Regions from separate parts of the Homo sapiens genome. Here region 1 is linked to region 2. Evidence: chromatin contacts called from ENCODE Hi-C data. All regions are on one chromosome and are shown on one strand. The core of a region is the stretch at or near the end of the contact, and the rest is flanking DNA. Distances in the headings are between cores, read along the strand shown. Region 1 overlaps HELQ (helicase, POLQ like). Region 2 holds the start of BMP3 (bone morphogenetic protein 3).

Region 1 (6,381 bases), core at 645-3,144, 2.4 Mb after region 2:
CTAAGAAAACAAAGGCAGGCCAGGCGCAGTGGCTCACGCCTGTAATTCCAGCACTTTGGGAGGCTATGGGGGGCGGATTGCTTGAGCTCAGGAGTTCGAAACCAGCCTGGGCAACATGGTGAAATACTATCTCCATGAAAATTACAAAAAATTAGTTGGGAGTGGTGGTGTGTGCCTGTAGTCCCAGCTACTTGGGAGGCTGAGGTAGGAGGATCACTTGAGCCCAGGAGACAGAGGCTGCAGTGAGCTAGCTGAATTTGTGCTACTGCATTCCAGCATAGGTGACAGAGTGAGACCCTGTCTCAGGAAAAAAAAAAAAAAAAAAGGAAAAGAGAAAAAAAGGCAATGGAAGATACAATTCATTTCCACAGTGGTAACAGTGATTAGTCCTTTGACTGACTAAGCCAGTTGTTCCTGTCCTTGGCTATATGTTGGACTTGCCTGGGGAGCTTTACAAAATGATATCTGGGTGTCACTCCCAGAGATTCTGATTTGTCTAAGATGTAGCCTGGACTTTGGAATTTTTAAAAGCCTCCAAGATGATTCACTATGCACCCAAGGTTTTGAATCACTGACCTAATATTACTTAACATTCTCATACATATAGTCTTAGGGTTTTGTCTTTTTTTTTTCCTTTTCTTTTTGAGACTGAGTCTCCCTCTGTCACCCAGGCTGGAGTGCAATGGTGTGGTCTCAGCTCACTGCAACCTCTGCCTCCCAGGTTCAAGTGATTCTCCCGCCTTAGCCTCCCGAGTAGCTAGGACTACAGGTGCACGCCACCACACCCAGCTAATTTGGTATTTTCAGTAGAGACAGGATTTCACTATGTTGGCCAGGCTGGTCTTGAACTCCTGACCTCATGATCCGCACACCTTGGCTTCCCAAAGTGCTGGGATTACAGGCATGAGCCACCGTGCCTGGTCTTCTTTTTTTTTTTTGATGGAGTCTCGCTGTGTCACGCAGGCTGGAGTGCAGTAGTGCGATCTCAGCTAACTGCAACCTCCGCCTCCCGGGTCCAACAGATTCTCATGTCTCAGCCTCCCCAGTAGCTGGGATTATAGGTGCAAGGCACCACACCCAGCTAATTTTTTGTATTTTTAGTAGAGATGGGGTTTCACCGTGTTGGCCAGGCTCGTCTCAAACTCCTGACCTCAAGTGATCCACCCACCTCGGCCTCCCAAAGTGCTGGGATTACAGGCATGAGCCATGGTGCCCAGCCACCTTAGAATGTTTCTCTGGCTATTTCACATGTGATTTTTCACAGTTAAAATTTCTTTCTTCAAGGTCAAGGCCTTCAGTATACTAAAACAACTTAATATGATGTTTTGCAAGGCATAATTAGTGTTTGCCCAATAAAATTAATACATAGTCTGTAATTCCTAATAAAAATAAAACAGGCTATTTAAAAAATATTAACATACTTGCTTAAAAATTTGCATATCATTTCTGCTACATTTTCACAGTTCTTCTTACTAGGACAAAAAACTAAGCAGGAATAATTGGGAATAACTTCTGTCACCAATGCTACCAAGTGATCAGGATCCATCTTTTTTAGGGTATCAGAATACTGCAAAACAACAAGATGTAGGAACAAAGTGGTTAGTAAACATGAAACCCTGTCAATTTTTTACCAGTGTGATTTGAAAGGTAAATAAACCATCTATAATTCTAAACTTCTAATTTAATAAATCTGATCATTTAAAAGAAAAGATGAAATCTATATTAAACATCAAAATGTTCAATCTCACTTTTCTTTTAGGTTATTATGATTTTCTTAGGTCTAGTTAGTCTAAAAAAAAACCTAGAATTAAACAAGTGAATTAAAGAAAATTAAAGAAGTGAAAATAGTTAATGTTATTAATAGCCTCACTACATGCCCATCTCCACCACAGCAGAACAAAAAAGTCCACAGAGAGAAACACAGATTGATCCTAATAATAGTTAACGGACTGTGTAAATAAGACATGCCCTTTACAACCATTAAGTTTTCAAAAACACAGATTCAATCATACTACTGAATTATGACAATTTTTGTAGTCACATGAGGAACACAAAGAACATGAAGAAAAAATGTGAAGTTATTTAAAATCTATTTCTTCAACTTTACTAAAGACATAGCTGTAGAATAACACATCTTCACAGAATTCTAAAACTACTGTATAATCCCTTCTTCCCCTTTTTAATATCCTTCATACAAGTCATAAAACACTAAAATTTACATAGTAGACATTAACATTTTATACACCAATATCTGAACTACATGGTCCATAAATTATTCTTTTGTTGTTGTTGTTGTATGAATAAACATTTACAGGAGAGTTTTCCAAATTTTCTTTGTTCACAGCCCCAGGGCCCAAAGAAATACTTTACAGTTTTGTTAATTAAATAGTGAGGTCCAAACAACTTAATAAATACGTACTTCCTCACAATTTAGTAGCTGTTAGAATAAATAATACACATCAGTTGAGTGAAAAAATATTTTTATTTCATTCTTAAATAACCACAACAGCTCACTAATGGGATGTGTGCACAACTTGGTACTGTCTTTCAAAATCTGAAATAAGACTGGACACAGCTATTCTCTTCTGTTCCAGATTGATTTTCACACGGTACTTGCTTACAGCAACTGTAAAAACCCCAACTTCACAAAGATATGATGTCATAGAAAAGAATATGGTGTGATCTAATGTTGAAACTGGAAACGAGCTATCTTGAACTGGCAGTCTGCATGGTGTCCAACAAATGTCAAGCATCAGCTGTTTCTCTGAAAAATCTAGACTATTCTACGGAATCCATTGGAAACTCTTGTTGTGCCCCAGACACAAAGTCTGGTAACCTGGAATTTAAATGTTATCAATGTTACCTTATAATTAAGAAGACGTGAAAAAGTCATGCCATTCTCAGCTTTGCTGTCAACTTCATATATTGTATCATTTATTTTCAGATATTCTTTTAACTCAACCTTGAATTAAAAGGACATTTGCAATTAATACGACATATAAATTCATCTTTCCAGTGTTTTAAATATTGTAAAATAGGTTAAGAAAGGACAGCTATAAAAGAGTTTAGCTTTTCTAAGATACATAAAACATGCTTCAACTTAAAAGTTCTTGCTTTACCATTTCTTCTTCTTCTGTTTTGGTCTCTTTTTCCCTTAAAATCAAAATAGAGATCAATATCCTTGAAGAAATATGTTTGAATTCAGTAAACATCATATCCAAAAAAGAAACCACACACTTCTGTATTTGTCACAAAAAGTGTGAGTCTTGGTGTTCTTAACTTTTACTAAGGTATCATCTGTTTTATGTCTCAAGATCTAAAACTTTGTCTTTTTTTTTTTTTTTTTTTTGAGACAGGGTCTCACTCTATCACCCAGGCTTGGAGTGCAGTAGCATGATCACAGCCCACTGCAGCCTCAACCTCCAGGGCTCATGCTATCCTCCTACCTCAGCCTCCTGAGTAGCTGGGATGACAGGCATGCGCTACCACGCCAGGCTAATTTTTATAGAGATGGGGTTCCTCTATGTTGCTGAGGCTGGTCTTGAACTCCTGGGCTCAAGCGATCCTCTTGCCACAGCCTCTCAAAGTGCTAGGATTACATGCATGAGCCACCGTGTCCAGCCAAAACTTTCTGTCTTATTATTCATCAGTTTTAATTCTAAATACCACCACACTATTTTTCTTTATTTGTCGACAAAAACAGTTTGTAAACACAGCTCATTGCATTTTATAATAACAATAACAATGTCTACTGTGGCAATTAAGTTAAAAAATATCTCTTGAAAATGTTCCTATCTGGTTCAAATGTAAAAACATCAATTTTTTTTTTTTTTTTTTTTTTTTTGAGACAGGGTCTCACTCTGTAGTCCAGGCTGGGGTGTAGCGGCACAAACACAGCTTACTGTATCCTCAACCTTCTGGGCTTAAGTGATCCTCCCATCTCACCCTCTCAAGTAGCTGGGACTATATGTGAGTGCTAATATGCTCTAATTTTTTTTTTCTCTCTCTTGCAAGGCTGGAGTGCAGTGGCGCAATCTCGGCTTGCTGCAACCTTCGCCCCACTGGGTTCAAGCGATTCTCCTGCCTCAGCCTCCAGAGTAGCTGGGACTACAGGCGTGCGTCACCATGCCCTGCTAATTTTTGTATTTTTTAGTAGAGTCGGGGTTTCACCATGTTGGCCAGGATGGTCTCGATCTCTTGACCTCGTGATCTGCCCACCTCGGCCTCCCAAAGTGCTGGGATTACAGGTGTGAGCCACCGCGCCTGGCTGCCCTAATTTTTTAATTTTTTGTAGAGACAGGGGTCTCGCCATGTTGCCCAGGCTGGTCTTGAACTCCTGGACTCAAGCAATTCTCATGCCCCGGCCTCTTAAAGTGTTGGCATTGCAGGTGTGAGCCACTGCACCCAGCTAAAACATCAAATTTCAAATTAAAATTTGGCAATTAAAAAAATATTTTCTGAAAACCTATTTAGACACTGAAAAACTATTGAGGCACAAAACATACACACTAGTAGTGCACACAAAAATATATATACATTACAAGCTATTTTCAAATAACCACAAATTACATTTGTTTACTTTCTTCAAGCATTTTGGGAATGCTGCTGTTGAGGAGTTTATATGTAAATCCATGTGAAGCCTTAACTTATTAAAAAAGTATTATAACTACTAACATATAAATATTTAAAAATATTTTAAATTTTAAGATATATTTTTTAATGTGCCAATAACTCAAAACATGTCTCACTAAAATTTTGCCAAATAAAAAAATTTAGTTTACAGAATAAGAAGTGAAAAAATAAAATGGGGGTTTGGGAAAACTCATTCAATGAACGTTCATTGACAGCCTGTGGGCCAGGCTATAGATACATTAGTGACCCAACCCAAGATCCCTGACCTATACACAAACTCTTAAATTCTCTATACACAACCTCTTATTAGCATATAGTCATGGTGAGTAAAATATGCCCCTTCACTACTCTACAGAATTCTTTAAATCCTATGTTTACTACTTTCATTTCTAAGTTAGATGAATACGAAACAAATCAATACAGTGCAAACCTTAGGTACATACTGGTCTAAATTGACTGGTATAATATTCTGCTTGAAGAAACTTTTGTAGGTCTTCAACATTGTTTAATGTTGCACTCATACCAATAATTTGAGTCGTTTCTAAAACACAAACAAACAAAAGCCAAAGTGTTAAGGAAAATATGTTATTTAATATATCATAAAGTAATTTTAGCAAGTCTTTTGTGCTCTGAATTCTTCCTGAGTGATTTGGGAAAGGGGTGGGAGAGGTAAGTAAGAAAAATACAAATAGCTGGGTGCCTGGCTCACATCTGTAATCTCAACACTTTCGGAGGCTGAGGTGGGAAGATCGCTTGAGGGCAGGACTTCAACACTAGCCTGGGCAACATAGTAAGACCTCATCTCTACAAAAAAATTAAAAATTACCTGGGCATGGTAGTGCACGCCTGTAGTCCCAGCTACTTAGGAGGCTGAGGTGGGAGGATCGCTTGAGCCCAGGAAGTCAAGGCTGCAGTGAGCCATGATTGTGTCACTGCACTGCAGCTTGGGCAACAGTGAGACCTGACCTCTTAAAAAAAGAAAACTACAAATATATTACCAGAGTATTAATCTGGCATTTGAAGAATGAAATTTTTCAGGTATCCTGAAAGTTACTACTTAGAAGTTTACAGAGTTTCAAACTTGGCAAGAACTAGGATATTAAGGCTTCTAAACAATAATAAATGAGTATAAATCTGCTTATAACTGTCTATCTGGATCCCCTTTACGAAGAGCTATGATATGTTCCACAGGTATGGCTATAGACAGATGTAGAGGTAGTAGGATAGAGGGCTAAATGCGTCTCGAACTCTTGGCCCATGAAAAGTCCTCTATGAGATCTTGCTATCAAGCTAACTTTTAATTTTATTTATTTATTTATTTTTTTGAGACAGAGTCTTGCTCTGTTGCCCAGGCTGGAGTGCAGTGGCATGATCTCGGCTCACTGCAACCTCCACCTCCTGGGTTCAAGCAGTTCTCCTTGCCCCAACCTCCCGAGTAGTTGGGACTATAGTTTTTGTTGATGTTGTTTTAAATAAAGGTGGAGTGAAGCTTATGAAGCCATATGACATCCTGGGCAATACAAAATGGCTGCTTTCTATAGACTTAACTATTGAATGAAAACCCAAATAGGCCTTCTTTGCAAATGTTTCTTCATTGCTCCTATGTCTTGAAATGATCATTCAAGAAACTCACTGAAAGAGGAATAAGTGGGAGTATCCTTCTCATTCCATAAGGATAGACTACAAAGCTGAAGAGGTGGGCATGGGGTCAAATCAAGAAAGGCTGTGCTAAGAAATTAGGGATTTATG
Region 2 (6,432 bases), core at 274-2,773:
AGGAATGTGTTGTTATTCACCATCAAAGAAGAAACTCAGATCTGGAGACATGGTGTGACTCCAGGAGCCTATCTTCTTTTCGATCAACTCCATTGCCCTACAGAGGGGAAGAGGGATAAATGCAATAGACATTGACTGAAGATTTTACTGCATATGGTCAAGAACTGCACTAAACATTTACATGGATTGCACACTGAAACTTCAGTTTAAATGCTAATTTCACTATTAATAGTGTGGTTATCTGGCCTGAGGCCAGAAATCAGACTCCCTGAATTTGGATCTCAGTTCTGTCACTTACTATGTATCCTTTTGCCTCAGTTTCCTCATCTGTAAAATGGGTTTTGCTGTGAAAATTATTTGGTAATATACTTGAAATATAAATAACAAGGCATGTCTAGAGCATAAGTGTGGAGAAAAATGTTAGCTCACAGTTGTTTTTTGTTTGTTTGTTTGTTTTTTGTTTTGAGACAAAGTTTGCTCTGTCACCCAGTCTGGAGTGCAGTGGCACAATCTCGGCTCACTGCAACCTCCATCTCCTGGATTCAAGCCATTCTCTTGCCGCAGCCTTCCCAGTAGCTGGGATTACATGTGCGCACCACCACGCCCAGCTAATTTTTGTATTTTTAGTAGAGATGAGGTTTCACCATGTTGGCAAGGCTGGTCTCGAACTCCTGACTTCGTGATCCACCCGCTTTGGCCTTCCAAAGTGCTGGGATTACAGGCCTGAGCCACTGCGCCAGGCTGCTCATAGTTTAATCTCCATTGTACAGCCATGACAAGAGAGAATTAGGAAGACAAAGCTAGCGACTCTTACATTCTGTTCCGGACTCCGGGATCTTCCACACACCCTTGTTTTTAGCCACCACTGCACCATCCTGCTGGGAAACCTTTTGGGGACCTGTAGGAAGGAAACCTTTGGGGGAAGCTGTAGGTGGGGTTGTGGTGTGTTTGCTTGTTTTCTTATTTGTTTTTAACATGATATTGACTCGCACATATTTCTCACCTCGAGAGAAGATGATGCGGGAGAGAGGGGCGTTATGATGGGTATGCTCTCAGAAAGACAGGAAGCTATGATGACGGGCTGCAGGTGCAGGGGCCCGCAGTGTCCGTCAGAAGAGGCTCGGGAAAGTAAGCGAGAATGGTGTTCACGTTGTGACTTTGTTTGGAATCATAAGACCGAAAAGCCAGGAAGAAGTTCTGTTTTCCTCTGCCCTCTTGCTAGCCACCACACAGCCACTGTTCTTGGAGAATTAAAAAAAAAAACAAACAAAAACAAAACAAAACAAAACAAAAAAACCGTCCCTCCTACCATTTCTTTAGTCCTGAATCTCCTTTTCCCTTCCTCTCCCCAGCCATCCCCACCCCTACTTCCTCTTCTCTCCCTCCCGCTGCCAGTTCTCTGGTTACTCCCCCCCTCCCTTGCTTCTATCCCAGCCTGGTGCAAGCTAAGAGGGCGAGGACGAGGGAGTGGGAGAGATTGGCTGAGGACTCTACAGATCAGCTAGAGAGCGAAAGAACTAAGTCTCTCTCTCTCATACACACACACACACGCACACACGCGCGCGCGCGCGCGCACACACACACACACGTACACTAAAAAACTCGGACCAGCCGCGCCGCAGCTGCTCCAATCCCTGGAAAAGGCAATCGAGCGCCCTCCGGACCGCTGCGCACAGCCCCGGCTCCGACCTGGCGCCCAAAACAGAGCTAGTCCTAGTCCCTCGCGCGGCCAGTTTGGCCGGGTGTTCCCAAAAATAAAGCGAGGAGGGAAGGTACAGACAGATCTTGAAAACACCCGGGCCACACACGCCGCGACCTACAGCTCTTTCTCAGCGTTGGAGTGGAGACGGCGCCCGCAGCGCCCTGCGCGGGTGAGGTCCGCGCAGCTGCTGGGGAAGAGCCCACCTGTCAGGCTGCGCTGGGTCAGCGCAGCAAGTGGGGCTGGCCGCTATCTCGCTGCACCCGGCCGCGTCCCGGGCTCCGTGCGCCCTCGCCCCAGCTGGTTTGGAGTTCAACCCTCGGCTCCGCCGCCGGCTCCTTGCGCCTTCGGAGTGTCCCGCAGCGACGCCGGGAGCCGACGCGCCGCGCGGGTACCTAGCCATGGCTGGGGCGAGCAGGCTGCTCTTTCTGTGGCTGGGCTGCTTCTGCGTGAGCCTGGCGCAGGGAGAGAGACCGAAGCCACCTTTCCCGGAGCTCCGCAAAGCTGTGCCAGGTGACCGCACGGCAGGTGGTGGCCCGGACTCCGAGCTGCAGCCGCAAGACAAGGTCTCTGAACACATGCTGCGGCTCTATGACAGGTACAGCACGGTCCAGGCGGCCCGGACACCGGGCTCCCTGGAGGGAGGCTCGCAGCCCTGGCGCCCTCGGCTCCTGCGCGAAGGCAACACGGTTCGCAGCTTTCGGGCGGCAGCAGCAGGTGAGTGCGCGAGGTGAGACTCCCTTCCCGCGGTCCCGCCCCAGCTTTCTCCCGGGACCCCCCACAGCTTCCTTGTCTGCCCCTTGCTTGGTGGCGCTGCCTAGGGACCTTTCTCCGCCCTCCTCAGCTGCCCTCTGGATTCCTCCGTCCAGTCACACCCCGCGTGTCGCCAGCTGCATCTCCTGTAAGCCCAGTTTTCAAATCCAAAGTGAGAGGGGGAAATAGAATGAAGGCGCGGAGCAGTGGAGGGGTAGGCTGGAGGAGCTTCGTGGAAAAAGGGAAGGGGCGACACCCCATGCCTGTGAGGCCTCCTGCCCTGAGTGACTGGAGCACCTCTAGGGTACCTTATTCTGTTGATTCCTAAATCGGCCAGCGGAAATTCCTTTGGACTGGGCTTTAGCCATGTTTACTAAGAGGCAGATGCCATTTTATGCCAATGCCAGGACCCGAGAGAAATCATACTTGAATAAGACGCCTTCCCCTCTCCTTTTCTCCTTCCCCAGTCGCTTCTCCAGATATTGCACCCGCTCCTAATTCGCGCCCTTTGTGTTACTGTACTATATTTGACACTTTACTTGATAGTTCCTTAGTGGCAAAAAAAAAAAAAAAAAAAAAAAAAACAGGTGCTTGGGTGTTTCGATTATTAAAACGCATCTGGGTAAACAGGGGTTGTACCATCCATCCTGGGAGGAGCTGGGAGACAAGGGGAGGGAGCAACCCTGGATGTAAACACCTCTTGGAATCTGCCCAAGAAAATCTGCTCATCCCATTTTTCAGCACAGATCACTTCGGACTGAAATTCATGGCTTAACAAGGTTTCTCCTAGCCCCTGTGGTGAAGGGAATAACTTATGCTAACAGCCTCCCTCCCTTGTGTTAACAGCTTGAGGGAAAGCTTCCTGGACACTAACTCTGTTTTTATGCTTTGAGGATTCACCAGGCTTTTTTGTTCACTACATTCATGATAAGGGGAAATGTAACTGCAAAGCCTGTCTTCAGTGAACAGTTGAACAATAGCCAAGAATCTTCAAGAAAATGAGGCCATGCCTCAGTCAATACTGTCAGAATCACTAGAAAGAAATCTCCCAAAGTTTTGATATGCAAGACTCCTGGAAAAAGGGAAAACTAAGGCATTCATCAAGGAAAGCCCTGCATTGTCTGTGTAAATATATTCTAGAGCTTACAGGCATGATGACATTTACAATAGATGTGAATTATGCTTCCTAATACAGAAGTCTTTAGCTAGAGACTGAACTGAACCAGATTTTACTTTCTTCTTAAAACCATGAGCATGATCTGTGAGGAGAGCGCCACCAGTAAGGAAAAAGAAACCTGCTCTGTGTTATCCACAGTATCCTAGCCATTGGAGGAGGCTGTCCTGACAGCTGACTACACCAGTGAATACTCTGTTTACTTTAGTGCAACTCTAGGGGCATAACTCAGTGAGTAACTCATGTGGGAGTTGCAAGGATTGAAAGGAAGTTGGGTGAGCTAGGCAGGTGGCAAAAATGAAGGTACTCAAATGACTCTTATCTTGATATTTGTTTTCTTGGTTATATTGCTAGGGAGTAGCTGAGGCCCCTAAGATAAAAAACAATATGTTTGGGATTAACAAGTTTCATTTATAGAATGAACCACATGGTTTGGAGGTAGAATTTGAATTTGTTTCATTCACGTATTGTATAGCTTTTATTTGTTTTAGGCCAAGTTAACCATGGATAAAGATTTTAACAACTCAGGCACCATATTCTTTTTGGCTTCAACTCATTCCTTGCAGTATTCCAGAGTGTGCCTTATCAGCCTCACTGTAGTCTCATAGCATCAAATAATAAACTCTGATATGGAGGCCAGACATTCCCTTGAAACGATGAGTTGCAGCTTGATGCATATATACAAGGCTGTGTGCCCTGATAAGAAAAGTAATCCCTTTAGCATCCTAGAGACTGTCTTAATGACTTATTCATCAAATGTAGACACTGGTTTTTGTGGAAGCTTAAGTGTCATGTTACCTCATTGAGGCTCCTGGTGAGGTGGTTCGTGTTGGGCCCCTTCCAAGAGTGTTTAGTTACTAACACACTAAAAAGACTATTATAAGGCAGTTCTGGCTCTAATAAGGCAGGACTCTAGGAAGGTGCTAAGGTTTTCATGTGTGTCCCTCTCTCGTCATCCATATCAGCATTTCCATAACACCCTTTCACCTTGTGACATATGTTCCCTTGTAGGTGAAAGATGCTGTCTAAATTAATATAGTAGATATGTTTTCCAGTCCAGAGTTTTTAAGTTTTAGAACATATGGGTTTCTCTGTACTGAAGACGTTAGAAATTTTAATGGAAGATCAGGTGGTGTGCTGTGTATGGGGCAGCTGCTGATCCGGCAGCCTCTGAGTGCTTATTCAGGCTGAGTTATAGCTTTAGAGTCCTGTTTGTGCCTTGGTACATACCTGATTAAAATTATTTATTGTTCTAAACCTAGAATATCTTCGATTGAAATTTAGCTGCTGTGGTCTCCCTCTGATTACTTTCTACTTAAACCATTACTTGATGGTGGGTGGCATTCATCCTAAATACACTTTCTGCTAAACCCTTTTCTCCTCCCTGAATGCTATGTAGTTGGTGTGCCAAAACCGTAAGTTTGGAGTGCTTGTAAGTTTTTTTGTCATGTGGAAGGGTTTACATAAAGATAGGTTTTATCTTTCCCTTTGCAAAAGGTAATTCACAAAATCTATTAGTGACAGAGAAGGTCAGCTTCATAAAAATACACCATGTGAAGGAAGACAGAAGGATATGAAATTAGCATTTATTTTGATTTTGGTTTAAGTTGTCTCTGGCTACTATATGATAAAGAAGAATATTTTACATGAATTTTTCTTCTGTCTTGATCTTTTAAGATACTTTAGGATCATCACTTTCTCATGACTCCCATAGTCACTTAATCTTCCTTTTCTTAATGACAAATATAATCTCTTTAGGAAAAACAATTAAAGCACACATGTTGTTAGGAAACTTTCACTATTCATGACATGCACCCACCAAAATAGCACATTTTAGTGAGTACTTATCACCTTTTAAAAAATCTCACATACTTCATAGATTTAAAAAAATAACTGAGGCAATCCAGCCCCACAAGTGAATATTTTCCTGCAATGAGGAAGAGGAGATTCTTTCCTCCTATGACCAAAGTACTTTTAAGATAAGTAATTATAATATTGAAATGTTTCTGAAGTATAAGGCTAAAATATAAGGCTTCGGCAAAGATAGTATATAACTAAGTGTTGAATGATCATCCCAATAGGAGCCATTCCTTCAAAATATATGGAACCAGTGGGAAAACATCATTTTTGATAGGTTTGATGCTAAGGGACTAGAAAAACTATTAAAATGTAGTTACCTTGAAGTGCCTGGCACCTAGAAACTAGGCTTGAAATTTAAAAGTACTTGGATAATCTGATGTTTTCATTTAAAGGACAATAGTACATCTGGGGAAGAGGAGATGGGTGTGCAGCTGCTTTGAATTACACACTACTCTGAATACATGATAGCCTTTAATGAAGTTTTTACTGTAACAAGCAAGACAGCTTCATAATCTCTGACATTTAAAACATCATAATGTCATGAATTCTTCATTATTCATGCTAATGCAAAGGAGAAAGGGAATGAATTACATATAAAAAAATTTAAGTTTAACTTTGTTGTTTAGCTAGAAACACTTGAAGAGACCAAGTGTTTCATTGACCATGGGGGTCAATGAAAAAAAAATCTCCTAAGCAAATAATTCACTCAAGGAATATTTGTACACTAGAAATAGATAAATAATTCAGAATGAATTAGAAGGTTACATACATTTTACCTAAGTAGTGGAAGCTCGTAAGCATTTGATTGAATGAGTTCAGATTTTTCTAAAAATTAAATAGGGACATGAATATCAAATCTGCTTTTAAGCATTTTTGCATCATATAATTTTATATTTGGAAGAAGCATTCAAGAAAACAAGTCCTTCCTTTAATGGAAGCAGAAGCA

What was found. Hi-C counts contacts between places; a loop is a spot of excess contacts on that map. Pooled maps may share reads with other maps.
Region 1: a loop to region 2 is called in a map of OCI-LY7, with 9 times the contacts of the local background. The contact joins the enhancer-like site here to the promoter of BMP3 in region 2. A Hi-C loop is called at or near these places in 1 of 168 maps with a recorded cell type or tissue (OCI-LY7) and 1 of 50 pooled maps.

Annotation. Positions count from the first base shown.
Region 1 is chr4:83,438,442-83,444,822 of GRCh38, forward strand. HELQ (helicase, POLQ like) reads right to left here. Exons shown (of 18, transcript NM_133636.5): 6 at 5,076-5,173; 7 at 2,864-2,962; 8 at 1,422-1,567. Among named protein-coding and RNA genes, the nearest start is that of HELQ, 14 kb to the right of the region's middle. Within about 2 kb of position 1,895, at least 2 of the 41 ENCODE cell types and tissues checked have a DNase peak (open chromatin) inside an H3K27ac peak, as active enhancers do; they include OCI-LY7, where a contact is called at or near this core.
Region 2 is chr4:81,029,185-81,035,616 of GRCh38, forward strand. BMP3 (bone morphogenetic protein 3) reads left to right here and starts at 1,524. Exons shown (of 3, transcript NM_001201.5): 1 at 1,524-2,416. The coding sequence starts at 2,101.